Regions from separate parts of the Homo sapiens genome. Here region 2 is linked to region 1. A link is a loop called in an ENCODE intact Hi-C map of the cell type or tissue named here. Cell type or tissue: IMR-90. All regions are shown on one strand. Each heading gives the region's core, and the rest is flanking DNA. Links, peaks and the distances in the headings are about the cores only. Region 1 overlaps LIFR-AS1 (LIFR antisense RNA 1). Region 2 overlaps OSMR-DT (OSMR divergent transcript).

Region 1 (9,447 bases), core at 575-8,574:
TGACTCTCTCAGGAAGAGACAAGCTCCTGCTGATCCACAGCTGTTAACATTACAGTGTTAATTGCATGCAGACACCTGGGAAAAACAACTTCCTGGGAATACGCATTAAAAGACAAAATGGAGTATGACCTTCCAGGGGCACACCACTGGAGAAGGGAAGAGAGCCTCAGACGTGCATGCTTACAACTTCCTAAACATACTGCGCACGCTTAATTCCCAAGGGTAAGGCAGGCACTGTGCACGCGGGCCGCCCACCCGAAGGAAAGAATCACCCTAAGGGAAAAGGGTACAAGATGGCAGCCTATAAAGTCCCAGGGTCAAGGTTAAACACTGCACTTGTTCTCCAAGGCACCCACTGGATCTCTTCCACGTGTTCTTTCCTTTCTTTCCTCTTCTAAAGCATTTTTAATAAACTTCCACTTCTACTTTGAAACTTGCCTTGGTCTCTTTTCTTGCCTTATGCCCCTCAGTTGAATTCTTTCTTCTGAAGAGGCAAGAATTGAGGTTGCTGTAGACCTGTACGGATTTGCCGCTGGTAACTGAGATACCTTCCACCAGTCACACTATGAGTTATTTTAAAAGGTATTCTTGAAATGAGAATCTGTGGTCAAATAAATTTTGGAAAAACTGCATATTCACATTACCTGTGAGCTCAGAGAAGTCTTTCAGCAGAAACCTGTTTAATCTGGTTTAACTCTGTCCCTTCCAAACCCAAGGTCAGGGAAAGACCCTTAAGCAGATCCTTACAACGTATGTGCAAGAAGCAAAGGTAGAGATGCGCCCAGACAAAGGGTGATGTGGGAAAACAGAGAAGGGGCTGCCCCAGGGTCCAGGGGTTCTGGAAGCATTTTTGGAAAAAAATGATCTCCATCACTCACAAGAAGATAATGGCCAATTTAACCCTCAGAAAGAAAACTTCCTAGTTTTCTAATGTCTCCAGGGACTAAACTTCAGGATTGAATGTAACTATCCAAGGGTTTTATTACCCAGGAAGGTCAAGTCTTCAGGATGTTTTCTTCTCTTATTCATTCCTGTGGTCAGACTCAACTTTGAACTGGTCTACTCCACAGATGAACCACATCCTTCAACTCACTTAACAGCATCTATTATCCTATTGTTGCTTATATTTTTCTGGTTATGTCCTAATGATCTCCAGCCACAATACCGGAGGGCAGCCACTGGTCATTTACGCTGTCATCTCATGGACTCTAAGAGGCCCAAGCACATAGTGAGACTCAACAAATGTTTATTAAATGCAGTGAACACGAGCATAATCTAATTCTTCCTATTTGCCTTGAGGTGGCAGAGATGCAAATGTGGTGACCCAGAGCCTGAACTTGGGCACTTGGAGCTCATGTGGAGCATTTTCTGCAGTGGCTGAGGCTGAGCTGGGCAGAACTTTTCTTCGCTGCCTCTATCTAGAAGAAAGGAAATTAACTAGTCCTACTGAACTCCCAGACCTGTGGAGAGGAGAAAGGGGCAAGGCAGCAGAAAGGGGCAAGGCAGCGTCTCTGACTTGGATATCCAGCACATTCCCCCAGAGACAGCCATTTGTTTTGTAAACCAAAGGGTGTCTGAGACAAGTCTCAATCAATTTAGAAAGCTTATTTTGCCAAGGCTGGGAGTGGTGGATCACACCTGTAATCCCAACATTTTGGAAAGCTGAGTTGGGCGGATCACCTGAGGTCAGGAGTTTGAGACCAGCCTGGCCAACATAGTGAAACCCCATCTCTACTAAAAATACAAAAATTAGCTGGTGGTGGGCACCTGTAATCTCAGCTACCCGGGAGGCTGAAGCAGGAGAATTCCTTGAACCTGGGAGGCGGAGGTTGCAGTGAGCCGAGATTGCGCCGTTGCACTCCAGCCTGGGCGACAGGGCAAGACTCTGTCTCAAAAAAAAAAACAAAACAAAAAACAAGTTTATTTTGCTAAGATGAAGGACACCCCATGGCACAGCCCCAGGAGGTGCTGACAACATGTGCGTAAGGTGGTCGGTGTACAGCTTGCTTTTATACATTTTAGGGAGACAGGAGACATCACTCAATACATGTAAGATTTACATTGCTTTGATCTGGAAGGGCAAGACAACTCAAAGGGAGAGGGGCAGCTTCCAGGTCATAGGTAAATTTAAGCGTATTCTGACTGGTGATTGGTTGAAAGAGTTACTCTCAGTATTATTATCAGTAGAAAGGAATGTCTGGGTTATGATAAGGGGTTGTGGAGACCAAGGTTTTATCATGCAGATGAAGCCTTCAAGTAACAGGCCTCCGAGAGAATAGACTATAAAGGTTTCTTGTCAGACTTCAGGTTTGTGTTGATACTAATACTGGAGGGGTACAATGAGGCACGTCTGGCCTCCACTTTACATCATGGCCTGAACTTGTCTTTCAGCTTAAATTTTAGAGGGCCCTGAGGGGTGAGTTTTATTTTTGGTTTGCAGTTTTACGGACACTGGGCTATATTTCCCATTTTGCATAGAGGCAGGCACCACATAGAGACTAAGAGCAAGCACTGTGTTCAATGTACGGACTGGAATCCTTGCTTCACTACTTGCTCGCTTTGTGATTCTAGGCAAATTTCTTGACCTCTCTGTGCCTAAGTTTTCTCATCTGTAAAATGGGGGGTGATAATCACAGTACCCCTTCCTCCTAGGATTCTTATGAAAATTAAATGAGTTGCTATTCATGTAGAATTTAGAAGCAAGTGCTATTTAAGTGTGTGAAAGGAAAATAAATTTTGGGACCCCCAAATCACAAAGCCAAAGGGAAAAGCCAAGCTGGGAACTGCTTAGAGCAAACCTGCCTCTCGTTCTATTCCTAAAAAAAGATACCTGCTAAGATAAAAAAAGCTACATACCTTCCTCACAGGGAAATTCCCTGTGGACAAAGGACAGACAGAACTCAAAGTCACCCCTCTGCTCATGGAGGTAAATGCATAGCTGATTGTTTCCTTTGGAAAGGCTAATCAGAAATTCCAAAGATTGCAACCATTTGTCTCTTACCAACCCATGACCTGGAATCCCTCTCCTCGCTTGGAGTTGTCCCGCCTTTCCAGACAGAACCAATGTACATGTTACGTATATTGATTGATGTCTCATGTCTTCCTAAAATGTATAAAACCCAGATGTGCCCCGACCACCTCGTCGTCAGGACCTCCTGAGGAAGTGTCATGGGTATGTGTCCTTAATTCTGGCAAAATAAACTTCCTAAATTGACTGAGACCTGTCTCAGATAGTTGGGGTTCACAAGTGTTTGTGAAATCACTCAATCAATGTTAGTTGCTATGTTGGGGCAGATCTAGAATAAGACCATGGATAATGTGTGAGGCCGTTCTTGCATTGCTATGAAGAAATGCCTGTGATGGGAATTTATAAGAAGAGAGGTTTAATTGGCTCACCATAGCTCTGCAGGCTGTACAGAAAACAGTGTCAGCATTTGCTCGGCTTCAGGAGGCCTCAGGGAGCTTTTACTCATGGCAGAAGATGAAACAGGGGCAGGCCTATCACATGGAGAAAGCAGGACAGAGAGAAAGAGAGAGAGTGAGAAAGAGAGAGACAGAGAGACGGTTCCACACACTTTTAAATTACCAGATCTAGCCAGGAACCCATCACAAAGACAGCACCAAGCCATGACCCAAACACCTCCCACCAGGCCCCACCTCCAGCATTAGGGATTATAATTCAACAGGAGATTTGGATGGGGTCAAATATTCAAACTCTGTCAGATAATTACCTGCGAGCACAAATTATCTATATTGCCGGCACCTACTGTTTAAAAATAGTAATAAGAGCTGCTGCTTTCACATCTGATTCCATCCTAAACATTAACTAGAAGGTGGGCATTATTTCCATGTTTTATTGAGTAAACAGGCTCAGAGGTTAACATGCTCAGTGCTGCACAGTTGCATATTAGGTGGCAGAGCCAGGTTCCAAATTCATGCCTGTCCCACTGCCAAGCCCAATACCTTTCCATCAAGGACACTTTCTTTTTTTTCCCCCATGGGGAAAGTTTGGTTTAGAGGCAACCCAGTACATCCCCATGACTTACTTGTTGGCAAGTGGTTCATAAACCACTTACATCACACAATTCATATCATATCCAACCTGTGTGTTCAGAATTAATTAGTATTTATTATAAAAGTTAAACTGATATGCAACATTTGTTTTTAAACAAAAAAAAATTAATAGCAAGTCTCTTTCCTTCTTCACCTTTTCCATCCCCACTAGTTCCTAAAGTCTTAGGGAACATCAAAAATCATCTGTTCATTTGTAAACATATTTTTTAAAAATAGTATTTAGAAATGAGATTATACACTGTTTGGTATCTTCTTTGGATTATTTAACATTTATCTAAGCTATTTTAAATCCAAGCACTCATTCTTAGAATCGTCTTATATTTGTTGGGATGTTTTGGTTGAAAGTCTACTGATGGCACTTACAGCTCAGGGTCACAGCCTGTATGTATAACCAGAGCCTGTGGGCTCATTGTGCCTCGCATTTTCATCTAAGAAAGGTCCTTATCATATTCTATGTGCATCAGATACCTCCTCAGATCAGAGCAGGGGTCTGTGGCTAGAATTATAAAATCTTTTTTGTCTATCTGGGCTTTTTCAAAACAAAGCCTTCAATATTCAACATAGCTCTCAAACTCCCATCTTCACTCCCAGCCTTCTGTTTTGCTCTCTCTCTCACTCTCTCTCATATGCACTCTCTCTCTCTCTCTCTCTCTCTGTCATTCACAAGCTTTCCTTTCTCGAACCCTATTGAAAATTACCATGCATTCCTCCTTCTAGCAGAATAGAACGTCTTGCACAAGAGGAGTGGAACAGCGGTCAGAGCATTACAGCTGACTCATCTTGACCAGAGAAGGTTACAGCTGGAGGCCCCAGAGATTGCCCACTTCCCCCCTCCATTTGACAGCAAGGGAAACAATGGCCAGAGAGGATCTGGAACTTTCTCTCAATTTCAGTGAAGGCCAGAGGTAAAATCAGGATTGTCTGAAGACAAGTAAGGTCAGGTGCATAGGGTTATATGTAGGAGTATAGTTAACAGGTGTCAGAAACTTGGATTTAATTTAGAGGTGGTTAGGACATGCATAATATTTTTCAACTATGCGTGAAATCTGGGATTCTGCATTTATTTAAAATATAGGATTGTCCATTAATTCTTTCTCTTGAGAGGGCGCTTCTTTCAGAAATGATCTAGGCACTTACAAACATTTTAAAAATATATACACGTGAGATCATACTTTCATAGTGATATAAGCATCATTGCTCATATCCCTAATGAACAGATGGGGAAAAGGAGGTAGAGACAGAGAGAGAGACAGAGAGTCAGCAACTCACCACAAGAATCTCCTGGTTGCCTGTCTGGGCTTCTGTCAGCTCCATTTAGTTGAATTTCTATTCAATATTATTACTGAGGTCTTATACTTAAGAACATGTTCTTTGGGTTTCCTGCTTATCTCCAAGCTGAAGAATTTATTTTCTTCTATTTGCTTTTCCAATCTTCAGCTTCCATGACCTTAAAAAAAAAAGTACACAAACTGAGCTGGTCTAAGAGCAGCCTGTTTGCAACCTGATATGAGACCTGGAATGCAACCAGATAAACCTTGGTGTAGGGTTCTCTAAACACATTCAACATTTTTTCCAAGAGGCAATCGGTTTATTTCCTTTGAAATGCTTGATGATGAATTAACAGTACATTTTCGAAACTATTGAAAGAGCAGAGGTAAAATGGTAGTTATACATGTCGGAATGGGAAATAGAGAACTATGGAATTTATCTTACTTTGAAGCTTAAACCCCTTTTAATATTCCTTGTATTTAGCCACATGTATTTTTAAGGTGGAAATTAGTTAATGGAATATTCTCATAGTCCATACTTTTTATTAAGGTTGATGTTTGATGAACCAGATAATGTCTACTCACTTTCTGCTTTAAAGTTTATAATTCTTGATAAAAGGAAAAGTGGTGAATTATGTGAGCCAACCCTGGAAAGTATTTCCGTATTGAGTTTTGTTTGTTTCAAAGAACCTACTGTACATATGCAAAAAAATATGTCTTATCAATTGTTTTACCAAAGCCATGAGTCCCCTTGTCAGTGTAGACAGAATCAGTTGTCTTTCTGTATGAGAATATCATGGAAAAGCACAGATGTAACAAGCGTTCCTTCCAAACCTAAGTGGTAGAATTATGTGACTTAAACTGTGGAGTCAGGACTAATCTCACAGGCTTTCAAAATTGCTCCCTCTTATCTCTTTAACCTCCCTTTCCTCTTTTATCTAAGGAGGGAGAGTGAAATAAGTAAATAATCCTGGATTTGTGAGAGTGGAAGGAAAGGTATTATGACTTTTAAGGTCCTATTTTAATACCTTTGACTAATGAGACATTAATTACAGTGTTGAATAAATCTTGAGATGATTTCAAAGCAAAGCCTGCTCTTTTTTCCTTCCACTGATTTAATATCTAGGGAGTTCCATCCTATGAAGGGCAGTTTCTTCTCATTAGCTATCTTCAACAGTCCGGGCCAAATAGGACATTTGAGTCCTTTTAAAGCGGCCTTCAAGTCCCCTCTCAGCCCTTTTAAATGCTGCCTTGTCAGTTCATGTCCAGCAGCCCTAAGCAGAGTTCAGTCAACATCTTCCCTCTCCTCCAAGTCTTTGCAAATGCTCTTCTCCTCCTGGCTGCCTGGCATTGCTGCTTAACCCAGAGACTTAAAGTCTCTCCCACTGCCCGCTTGCTGAGCCACAGTCACAATCATGACCTTCAGAGTTTCTCTTGCTGCCTGGGCCCAAACTGCCATCTCCACCAATGTCTTCACCAGCACCACCATCCTTGCCGCCTGTTGCCAATACTCACAAAAGCCACAGCCTAACAGTCACCACTAAATTCTTCATCAGAGCTTCTGCTGTTAGCTCTAGGACAACGGTTCTCACCCAGGGGCCATTTTCTACCCACTCCCCTCAGTCCCAGGGAACATTTGGCAACGTCTGTACACATTTTTTCGTTGTCACAACTTGGGGAGGTGAATGCCACTGGCATCCAGTGTGTCAAAGGCAAGAAAGCTGCTTAAGAATTTACAATACACAGGAGGACCTCCATAACAAAGGCTTACCCAGCCCCAGATGTCAACAGTGCTGAGGTGGAAAACCTTGCTCTAGGAGTTAGTGGAGGCCTTTATTCTCTTTCTGTACCTTTGGCAAAAAAACAAAGATAGAAGAAAACAAAACACAATCTGTCCTCCAGGCACACAGCTAGAACCCTCTGTTCTCTTCCCTACTTCTCAGTTTAGGATTGGAGAGAAAACAAGTGGGATTTTGTAGAACCTGCCTTTTCATTTATGGCGTGGGTCCTCCCTCATCTGGGCAGAGGCTGGGACAGACAGGCTCTGTCTGAACAGAAGAACCCATTTACGCCAGAGGTTCTCAACACTGGCTGCACATTAGATTCATAACATCTAACATTTTAAAAATACTGAAAATACAGATATTCAGAATTCAAATGGAATTGGCCTGTGATGAGGCCTGGGTGATACCTTTTAAAAACTCTCTGGGCTGGGCACAGTGGCTCACCCCTGTCATCCCTGCCCTTTGGGAGGCTGAGTGGGGCGGATCACTAGAGGCCAGGAGTTTGAGACCAACCTGGCCACCATGGTGAAACCCTGTCTCTCCTAATAATACAAAAATTAGCCGGGCATGGTGGCATGCTCTTCTAGTCCCAGCTACTTGGAAGGCTGAGGCACAAGAATTGCTTGAACCCGGAAGGTGGAGGTTGCAGTGAGCCAAGATTGTGCCACTGCACTCTAGCCTGGGCAACAGAGTCAAAATGTGTCTCAAACAAAACAAAACACTCTCTAGATCATACTGACACGCAGCCAGAGCTAATAACCCCTTGGACCGGTCACCCACGCAGCGGGGAAGAGAACAGATACCCCTGAAGAACTGAATGAAGTTATTCTTCCAGGATCTTTTTAGTGCTAAAAAACATCTCATCTTCCAGTAGGAGGGAAGTCATTTAACTGTGTGGTCAGCATGGGTCATCTGGGCAGATACAGATTATTTCAGATTATTTGATGTTCTTAACTGGAGTCTTTCTATGGCTTGAATTGAAGCTTATTTTTAATAATAAAAAAGTTTTAATATTTATCAAAATCAGGAAAAGAGGGTAAATTAGATTAAAAGCCATCCTCATAATTAAGCACTCTATGCTAGCTATTTATTTGTCTTAGAAAAAAATGATTCTTTCCTCTTTTAGAAAGATACAATAATTCTAAATTAAAGCTTCGAGATAAATTATGACTTATGAAGAATAATGGGATAGTATCATAAATAAAAAACATTGTCTGCATGAAATATGACCACTCTAATTCTGTACATTTCCTCCCCATTTCAATACAATGAAGTTTTTACAAGGCAAATTAATCTAGCATTAACCTTGAAATGATTACCCTACCTTACTGATGAAACTGATAAAACAAAAATACTTTTAATGCTAAAGAATCTTGTTAAATTCTCTATAACTTAAGCAAACTATATCTAATTTCTCTTTTTTTTCCCCCATTCTTTAGCCACACACTTAGCATTCTGTAGCAAAATAATCACTGGACCCCAAGTGAGAAGCCTGAGTTCTGGTTCAGGCCATAGAACTGCTTTATAAAGTCAATTAACTTTGCTGGGCTGCTTCTTCATCAGTAAAGTAAAGGCATCACCAGGTGATATATAAGATCGCCTCCATGTTTAGGAATTAGTAGGAAGGCAGATTATTGGTTTGACAACCCTCAATCAAATGAAATGCCTGGTTTTCTGTCCTGGCATATAGTGTAGGAACACGTTATATGTAAAATATGGTATATATGCACATATATAACATACACACACACATATGTATATATAAAAATTAACATATATGTTATGTATATATAAATTAACATATATGTGTTTATATAATATATAACAACATATATAATATATATGATATATATATAAATTAACATTTACTGAGCACTCTGCTAAAGAAATAAGGTAGTGCTATGGAGAATTCAAAGAATTAGCAATTATATCCCTAAGGTTTTACTATAAAAATTATAATTTAGGCCGGGCACGGTGGCTCATGCCTGTAATCCCAGCACTTCGGGAGGCTGAGGTGGGCGGATCACTTGAGGTCAGGAGTTCGAGACCAGTCTGACCAACATGGTGAAACTCCATCTCTACTAAAAAAATACAAAATTAGCCCAGCGTGGTGGTGCCCTCCTGTAATCCCAGCTACTCAGGAGGCTGAGGCAGGAGAACTGCTTGAACCCAGGAGGTGGAGGTTGCAGTGAGCCGGGATCGTACCATTGCACTCCAGTGTGGGCAACAAGAGTGAAACTCTCTCAGAAAAAAAAAAAAAAAAAAAAAAAAAAAATATATATATATATATATATATATATAATTTAGTTGGGGATATAAAC
Region 2 (9,447 bases), core at 962-8,961, 120 kb after region 1:
TTTATAAGGATGGCTGCCTCATTGCGTGTGTGTGTGTGTGTGTGTCTGTGTGTGTGTGTTTGTGTGTAATTGCTTTGCTCCTTCTTTTGCATGTGAGTAGATCAATCTTAAGGATCAGGACTCATCTCTGTCTCCCCACAACAATGCCTCCAAAAGGGGGGGGGTTCATGACTGTTTCAAAAATAACTTATATTTTTTATGCATGAATCTTCTTTGCTCCTTCCTTCCTTCCTTCCTTCCTTCCTTCCTTCCTTCCTTCTTTCCTTCCTTCCTTTCTCTTCCCTCTCTCCAATCTGTTTCCTCTTTGTCTCCCTTTGCCTCATCCATGCCCCATTCTTTCTCTCCCAACTCCAGGATTGTGTGACTTTTTTCTCTGACCTTTTATCCTCACTGCTTCTTTGGCTATGATTTGAATCTGGGTCACTAGAATAAGCGTGTCCTTCCTTTCTCTGTAGACTATACAGGTTGACTGCTTTGTAGATTTTGGCATTTTGTAGGACATCATATGAATGCAATTTTTCTGGATAACTTAGCAGGGGCCCACATATAGTTGTGCAAATTGTACACTGCACACAGACCTCTACCGAGTGAGCGAATGGGGCAAAACTCTAACCCATGCTACTGTCCCCAAGCTGTGTATCCTGGGAAAGTGCTACATCCACTGAAGGAAAAGTCATGCTTTTGTAATTTGGTGACTAATGCTCAGTCCTAGCAACCAATTATGCACACACAAATAGGCACTGCATAATTGTTTACTACACCACATTCCCTCCAGTCATCTGAATTTACATACTCTCAAAACTCACATGGCTTCCAGCAGTGCACATCCCCACATTCCCTTCCAAGGCAAGTTGGTGTTTGAAAATCACACTGCCATGATTTCACCCCATCACATTTCATCCTATGTGAGTTGGTTTTTCTACAGAAACGATGTGACAAGCAGTGATTATATCCTAAGGGTGACATCACAATCACCTATTTAAGCTATTATACTGTTGAAAATTGTTTATTGCAAAGGAAAGAAATAAGAAAACCCTATTTTTCTATATTACTATTTAAACAATCATAAAAACAATAATCCTAAGTAAGATGTTATTTTGGAAAGATTACATAATTTGAAAGAGGCTGGCCTTCGAAAGAATAGCAGGATTATTAGGAGAGCAGAAGGAGGCAATCGAAACCTCTGTGGGGATGCTGATATACGCTATAGAAGTAAGATTCTGAAAAACTTCAGAGGATGCCAACTAGGTTCTTTGTTTAATCTAATTTCATTGCAAACCCCAGGGTAGTTAAATCTCTAAAATTATTCCTAGGTTCATTAGGCTTAATACAGCTTATTTCTTGGATCACAAAAGGGACCAAGAAAGGAGAGGAAATAACATTTTTTGAATGAGGTAAATAGGCAAGAGTTAGAAGAAACTAAGAAGATAATTGAAATGCATGTCTCACCATGCGTGAGAAGGAAATTAGCTAGCATGGAAATAGCTGAAGTTGAAGCAGTGAGTGTACATGCTCGTCATGAAGTTAGTGGAGCATATTAGTCCTTCTCACACTGCTATCAAGAACTACCTGAGACTGGATAATTTATGAAGAAAAGAGGTTTAGTTGACTCACAGTTCCACAGGCTGTACAAGAGACATGGCTGGGGAGGCCTCGGGAAACTTACAATCATGGTGGAAGGTGAAGGAGAAGCAAGCACCTTCTTCACATGGCAAAGAAGGAGAGAGAGAGCAAGTAAATGAGGAAGTGCTACACACTTTCAAACAACAAGATCTCGTGAGAGCTCACTCACTATCATGAGAGCAGCAAGGGGGAAATCCACCTCCATGATCCAATAACCTCCCACCAGGTCCCTCCCCCAACACTGGGGACTACATTCAACATGAGATTTGGGTGTTAACACAGAGCTAAACCATATCACAGAGGAGACCATGTAAGGCCCTGGAGAACATGTGGGGCTGGGAAGGGCATAGGTGTAATGTGCTGGGACTGATGTTCCTGAAAGGACCATGCTGGCTGCTGTGTTTGTCAGGGATCAAGGTGGAATGTAAGCAATGAACTTGGTTGTAGCAGAATCCAGAATATGAACTGGGTTATATTCTGTATAAATTTTAAAGGTAGAACCATCAACATTAGCTGATGGTTAGTGGTACCTTTGACCCAATGGATTGCTTAACTACAGAGGAGTAGAAGGGAAAGTAAGGAGGAAGCTCTCTGGCTGGGGTTCATGGAAAATGCTGAGGACTAGAGTTCTTTGCTCAGGGCTCTGTCTCCCTGTCTTGACATAACTGCAGCAGTGTGGGCAGAACGGAGTGGTTGGGCTCTGAACTAGACTTATCCACTCGTCTCTCTTGTCTTTCATTCACAAGTACTTAGTGAGGGCCTACTATGTACCAGGCACAATGCTGAATTCTGGGAAGAGAGACAGCTAGTGAACAGGTTCCTCACCCACGGAACTCACAATCTAACCAGAGTCATGCACCCAAAATGACATTTTGGTCAATGACAGATCACTTATACAGTGGTGGCCCCATAAGATTACAATACTGTATTTGGACTGTACCTTTTCTATGTTTAGACATGTTTATATACATGCAAATATTTATATTGTGTTACAGTTGCCTACGGTATTCAGTACAGTAACCTGCTGCACAGGTTTGCAGCCTGGGAGCAAGAGGCTACCCTATATAGCCTGGGTGTGTAGTAGGCTATACCATCTAGGTTTGTGTAAGTGCACTCTATGATGTTCACACAATGTCAAAATAGCCTAAGGACAAATTTCTCAGGGCATATATCCATCATTAAGTGATGCACACCGTATACTGGATTGCTTTATGGATGCAAGTAGGATTTCCCCACGTGCCCTATACCTTTTTACTTCCATTCAATTCTTCTCATGTTATTTCCACCTATTAAAATGTTTTCCTTTCCCTGAGGCCTGTTTTCACCTGTCAAAGTCCTCTCCAGTTCAACTCCCAAGCTGTCTTCTTCATGAAGCCTCCTTCATTTTCTACCGTCCATTTTCAAAGCCCTTTATGGCTACCTTCCCTAGAATGCTCATTGCACTAGAAAGTGCCTTTTCTGTAACTGACTTTCCTCTCTTAAAAGAATCTTGCAACTTATCTTCACCTGGGCTGTAGCTCCTAGCACATAGTAGATAATCAGAAATGACAAAAGAAAGCATGAATGTATTTTCCCAAGAGACAGAATGCAAAGTTAGAAGTGTAGAAGGCCAAGAACTTAGGCAGTATGATAGAGGTGGGGAAAAAGATAATTCAGAGAAAAAGAGAAGGTAGTCACAGAAAGGTCAGATGCAGGAAGAAACCATATTAAGGAAGGGAGGGGCAACGAATTAGCAGAGAGGTCACTAAGGGGTCTCTCTGCAAGGATGGGGTCACTGGATATCTCAGATAGGGTTTTTCTATTAGGATGGTGGAACAGAGGCCAATTTGTAAGAGGGTAACAAATGGATGCAGTGATTGTGGCCAGGTCCAAATTAGCTGTCATTTTCTCTATATTACTACTTATCTGTAGAAGTTGTTAATTAGTCATCCAAAGCATCTTTGTTTCTCAGAGTAAAGTGCAGAAAACAGAAACAATTAGGTATTTCAAGCAGGAGGGGCTGTGGGGGCAGAAGTCAGGAAGCTGCTGATCAAGTGTAGGTTTCAAGGCCAAACCGTGGGTAGCATCCAGAGAACAGGCTGCTGCTGCTTTCACAATTACCAGGGCTGCTGCCTCAACCACCTCATCCCTTGAAGCAGAAGCTGGAGGTCAGCTGTCGAAACACCCGCATCTGTTGGCGCTCACTCATCAGCTGCTATAGCCATGGAGAATGGCCTCTGCCTCCTGTCTGCCTCCCATATCTCTGGCAAGGGCAGCTCTCTGGCTAAACCAAGCTTTCCTGTAGAGCTTGAGTTCCAAGGCAGCGTTGGAAGGCTTTCAGCTTTCCAACCGTTCCAGATAGAAAGGGGATAAAATGGAGGTTGGGGGCGCTCCTCCAAATGTGTGCCATGGCCTCCCACATGGCTGGCAGGTGTGAGGGCCTCTGCCTTGTTACTGTCCCTCTGGGTGGAGGCTGGGTGGGCCGGGGCAGGTGCTGCGACACAAATGGACTTCACCAGGAAGCCTTTCCTGTCTCTCTCCTCCGACTGCAAAATGTTGTTCTCCAGCTCCCTCCTTTGCAATTTCATAGCTCTTTTCTTAATTATACTATGTATTACATCAGCCTGAGTTTTTTGTTAATTAGATATATGTTGTTGCTCTTCTCCCCCGATGACTCATTTCTCAAAATGTATAGACTCAAAATAGAGTTTAGTCACAGAAAGTGTTGTATTATCATTATTGTTATTGTCTCCATTTATCTCTTTCCTAAATCCTAGCCATTCTGTGAGTGCTTGATCTCTGCTTGTTACATTAAGTGGATCCTCAATGCTCCATCTTAATAGGTGGTAATTCCTCCTAAGGACCCCTCCCCCTACCACCCCAATTGTCTTAGTCCGTTCAGGCTGCTATCACAAAATACCATAGACGGGGTAGCTTATAAAAAACAGAGATTTATTTTTCACAGTTCTGGAGGCTGGAGGTCCACGATTAGGGTGCCAGCATGGTCAGGATATGGTGAGGACTCACTTCTAGATTGCAGACTGACATCTTCTCACTGCCTCCTCACATGGCAGAAAGAGGATGAGAGATTTCTTTGGGGGCTCTTTCATAAAGGCACTAATCCCATCCCTGAGGGCTCTGCCCTCATGACTTCATTAGCTCCCAAACCCCACCTCCTAATAGCATCACACTGGGGGTTAGGATTTCAGCATATCAATTTTGGGGGGACACAGTCTGTTGCACCAATACACACATACATAACACCCTCACCCACACACACACACACACACACACACACGGTGACTTCCCTGGTATCATGCCTCCTACCCCCAGGTACATGGTTTTGGGAAAATAAAAGGGATCACCCCTTTACAAAAAATGTGGGGACATCTGTTGTAATAAAATAATATGTTTAATTTTCCTTGGGTGGCCAGAGAGTTCTCAGTCCACACTGACTCCAAGGAGTGACTAACTCTAAGTCAGCAGTGGGGGTTGGCTCACTGAGTAGGATTTGCACCCCCTGCTGCTGTTGCCTTACTCTGTGTTTTGGGGAATGCTGCTGAAGATGAATGAGAGATTTATTGAGATCAACCTCCACTCCCTTGTACCATGCAAGACCTGGATTTGGTTGCCAGTATTTCCTAAATGAGTTTATGGCAGAGTTGCTGTAACACATTTTTATCAAACTGAATATTTTATACTGAAACCTATGTGAATACCATTAATATTATACTGTATCATACTCTGAAGGTTCAGTCTAATGACACAAGCATCTTTTTTTTTAAACCTCATGAATGACGGACTAGGTCAGGCTTCCACATGGTGAGGAGGCAAAGAGAGACGCCACTTGGGAACAGGATTGGCTTTTCTATTGGGTAGTTCTCTGTGATAATGGGTTTTGGTGACAGGATTTTGCACAGCTGCCCTTACTAAGGAATCAGATGAGGTTTTGCTCACTTAAAGTGCCTCAAAGGTATTTTCTTAGTATAATAGGATACAATAATAATAACTGAACAGCTGAATTTGGAGGTAAAGTCAAGACAATATGATTATCATCTTTCTGTCTAAGGCATCTGATTTGCTGGCGTTTACGTTTATCGCCAGCTGGAGGTGGGCATCTACCGTTTTTGAGGGCTCTTGACATCTCCTCCTCCTTCAAATAAGAATCAACAAATCTAGTCCGAAGGGGACACTATGGGTCAGGGCTGTGTTATGTACAGGGTTTTGCCCTTGGGAAGGAGATTGTCTCCCTGAGCAGGGAAGGAAGCCCCATAGCTTCACCGACAGCAGGCAGTAGTAAGGACCAGTTAGGTCCCTGGGATTCCCCAGCCAGGCAGCCCACTTTCTTTACTTTTTTTCTTTTCTTTGGCAAGACCCCTCTATTTGTCCTCTCAGTACAATGCAAATACCCGAGAGAGAGTCACATGGCCTCTCCAACTATTCTTGTTTCCGCCTGAGTTTGGAAGTTCCTCCAGGGCCTTTCTGTAGCAGGCATTCATCCCCTTGGCTGAAAAGGAGTTCCCTGGGAGCTGTGTGGGATCAGCGCCAGGGACACTAAGGAGTATATAAGACGAACAGGGGGTCTTTTCTTTGAGAACACAGTCCCATGGCAACCCGCCGGGAGGTCCCTGCTCAGAGCCAGCCTGCCTGGCAGAACTCATTTACTTAGCATTGCCTTGAATTATTCATCAGCTCTTGCAGAGGAACAAAATGCAGAGTCATTTTGTCTCCTCCAGAACTGGCTGTCCTACTCTTTGACCTCAGGAAATCTGAAAATTCACCGTGAGCATCCTGAACTCTCCAGCGCACTTTGGACAGGGACAGGAAAGGGTCTTATCATCTTCCCCTTCGATGTAAGGATGAGTCCTGCTGAGCGGGTGTCTCTGGCTACTGGGGCCTTTGGGCTGTGCCTTGTTCCTCTTCTCGCTGTTCATTAGGACAGGCTGTATCTCAGGCCTCCCACTGGATGGCCCTAATATCTTGACAGGTACTGGAGGTTGGAACACATTCCCCTTCTTGACCCTGGGGCCATGCTTAGCCTCCCAGGCTTCCCTTCCTACAAGCTCCACACTCCTAGGCCCGGGCAACCCTTCTTCACATAAGAACATACATGGGAAACACAGAAGGGACCTTCTCCCCATTGCCCCTGAACTTAAGCCTGCAACAACCCCACCACCTTTACTTTCAGTCCAAGCCCTTGAATTCTACTTCTCCAAGGAAATGTGATCCACCAGGCAAAAGCTCTGATTTCCTCCCTCTGCCACTAAACTTACCCACTGATACCCACTGTCTTCATACTTTTCTCTGTCTCCCTTTTTGACTGAAAGAAATATTTTCTCTTAAAACATTGCTGTCTCTAGCTATGCCCTGGAACATCTCCCTTTGCCCGAAAACCCTGCTCCTTCACTCATGCCCTGCTCGCTTCTGTTCAATCCTCTTCCAGAGAGGCAATGTGGCATGCTAATTAGGGCGCTGGTGGCCTGAGAGTGAGTGCTAGTGCTGCCACCTGCCAGATGTGTGACCTGGGGCAGTTGCAGAGTGCCTTCAGCAATGTAGTAGATATTAGTAACTTCTGGTGATCAGAGGTAGAGCAGTCCTTGACAACCTCTAACAAGCCTATGTTACCATGACAGCAAGTCTGAGGTCAAATTCAGATAAAAGTACAAATATTTATTGGCAAGCAGGCACCAAACTACCACAAATCTGTTATTGCAAGCTTGGTTTCTGCTTGCTGTGTCCTCAAGCACTCTGACAAGCACCTTGCACATAGATGGAACAATACTCTGACAGCAGGACCAGTGTATTAGTCTATTTTCACACTGCTGTAAAAAACTACCCGAGACTGGGTAACTTATAAATAAAAGAGGTTTAGTTGACTCACAGTTCCGAATGGCTGGGGATGCCTCAGGAAACACAATCATGGCGGAAGGCAAAGGGGAAGCAAGGCAATTAAGTCTTACATGGCGGCGAGAGAGAGAGAGAGAGAGAGTGAAAAGGAAAGTGCCTTGCTTTTAAACCTTCAGATCTCATGAGAACTGTATTATGAGAACAGCAAGGGGAAGGCCACCCCCATGATCTAATGACTTCCCACCAGGCTTCTCCTCTGACACGTGGGGATTACAATTGGAAATAAGATTTGGATGGAGACACAGAGCCAAACCATATCAACCAGCAGGCAAGACTGGGGAGAAGGGGCCTGGGGGACATAGCCACCTTTGGGGTATAGGTTTCTGATTAGTAGACTTCGAATGTTAACTACCTACCCCAAGGGCTAAGTTATATATACAAATGTCGCACTGAAGTTTACGTTGAATTTATTTATTTATTTATTTTGAGATGGAGTCTTGCTCTGTCACCCAGGCTGCAGTGCAGTGGCATGATCTGGCTCACTGCAACCTCTGCCTCCCAGGTTCAAGTGATTCTCCTGCCTCAGCCTCCCAAGTAGCTGGGATTACAGGTGCCCAGCACCACGCCTGGCTAATTTTTGTGTTTTTGGTAGAGATGGTGATTCACCATGTTGGCCTGTCTAGTCTTGAACTCCTGACCTTAGGTGATCCACCCGCCTCGGCCTCCCAAAGTGCTGGGATTACAGGCGTGCACCACCATGCCCGGCCTACATTGAAATATTTTAAAGTAAATTACCATACAAACAGTATAGCAGTAAATGACTTAACCTTTCTGTGCCTCAGTTTCTTCATTCTGTAAAATGGCAATAATAATGGTGTCTACCCTACGGCAATGTTAGGAGGATTAAATGAGTTGGTTAATACATATAAAACATTTGAAACTGAGCTTGGCACATAGTAATTACACACTCAGTACCTTCGTTGTTATTTTCTTTCTCTAACTCACTTATTCCCAGCAACCCACAGAATTCTTCCTTAGACCTCACGTATCTTTACATCCTCTTTGCTGCCAAATTTCTTCAAAGCCTAAGCTTTACTCTATGCCTCTATTCAATCAATTCGACACCAATTTTCCACTTGATTGTACATTTTTATCATAATACCTTATTTAATTCACCAAACATTGCTAAGTTAACAAATATACTGGGCATCCTGTGCTAGGTGCTGAGAAGGACTTCAAGAGATGTATTTAGTGAATGTAACTCTTTAAGGAGCTTATGGTAGAGTTAGAGAAAAGAATGCACAACTGAATTCCTTGAAGACCGGGGCCTCGACTTAAAATGTGATTATAGGGAGTGGAGTGGAAGGGGTCAAAATGTAAATATAAAGTACAAGTAGGACTGTTTATTTCTCACATATGGAAAAGACTCACTACGCTTAGCACAACAGACACCACATGTTAACATTCCTAAGAGTTATGAAGTTCTAAAAATAGGGGGAATAGAAGAATACAGGCTTTCCTCAATTCAAGGGTGTTTTATGTTTGACATAAGATACTTTCACATATCTTAGGACCCAAAGAAAGGCAAAATCTAATTAAATGACCATTTTGAGCAGAAGTTGAAATTTTGCTTGAGCAGCAAAAGAATGAGTTATTGTCACCTGAACATAAAGGCCATGGCTGAGGGGCACCACTTTTGAGTGTTCTCAAGATTGAGGCAGCAAGTAAGAATCTAATAAAGATCTAGGCCAATATCTTTGATTGCTGTGCAACTTCCAACAAGCGGAGAAAGCAATGCAAAAAAAAAAGTGATGCCCAGAAATTGACAGATTGACCCAGATTATTCCCCAGCTAAGTCTTATTTCAGAAAGAGGTAGAATTGGATATAGAAATGTTTAAGAATATCAACTCAACAGTATTACTACTTTTGCGTTAGGAATCTGTGCACATTTGGTATTTTAGGCATGTGAGTTATAAATAGGTCAGTCTTGACATTTC

Evidence for each region. Peaks named below come from ENCODE experiments on the same cell type or tissue, not always from the same donor. Only the 100,000 strongest peaks of a DNase experiment are listed, where the experiment ranks them.
Region 2: a loop joins it to region 1, with 2.0 times the contacts of the local background. A loop is called at or near these places in 1 of 110 quality-filtered maps.

Annotation. Positions count from the first base shown.
Region 1 is chr5:38,602,809-38,612,255 of GRCh38, forward strand. All of the region lies in intron 2 of LIFR-AS1 (LIFR antisense RNA 1), which reads left to right. It also overlaps a transcript of LIFR not described here. Among named protein-coding and RNA genes, the nearest start is that of MIR3650, 50 kb to the left of the region's middle. In IMR-90, for the core only: no CTCF peak of the experiment used is centred there; DNase peaks (open chromatin) are centred at 4,813 and 5,583; H3K27ac peaks cover 718 bases.
Region 2 is chr5:38,719,379-38,728,825 of GRCh38, forward strand. The region is part of intron 3 of OSMR-DT (OSMR divergent transcript); the gene reads right to left. It overlaps LINC01265 (long intergenic non-protein coding RNA 1265), which reads right to left and starts at 895. Exons shown (of 5, transcript NR_104631.1): 1 at 807-895. In IMR-90, for the core only: a CTCF peak has its summit at 5,129; a DNase peak (open chromatin) is centred at 5,093.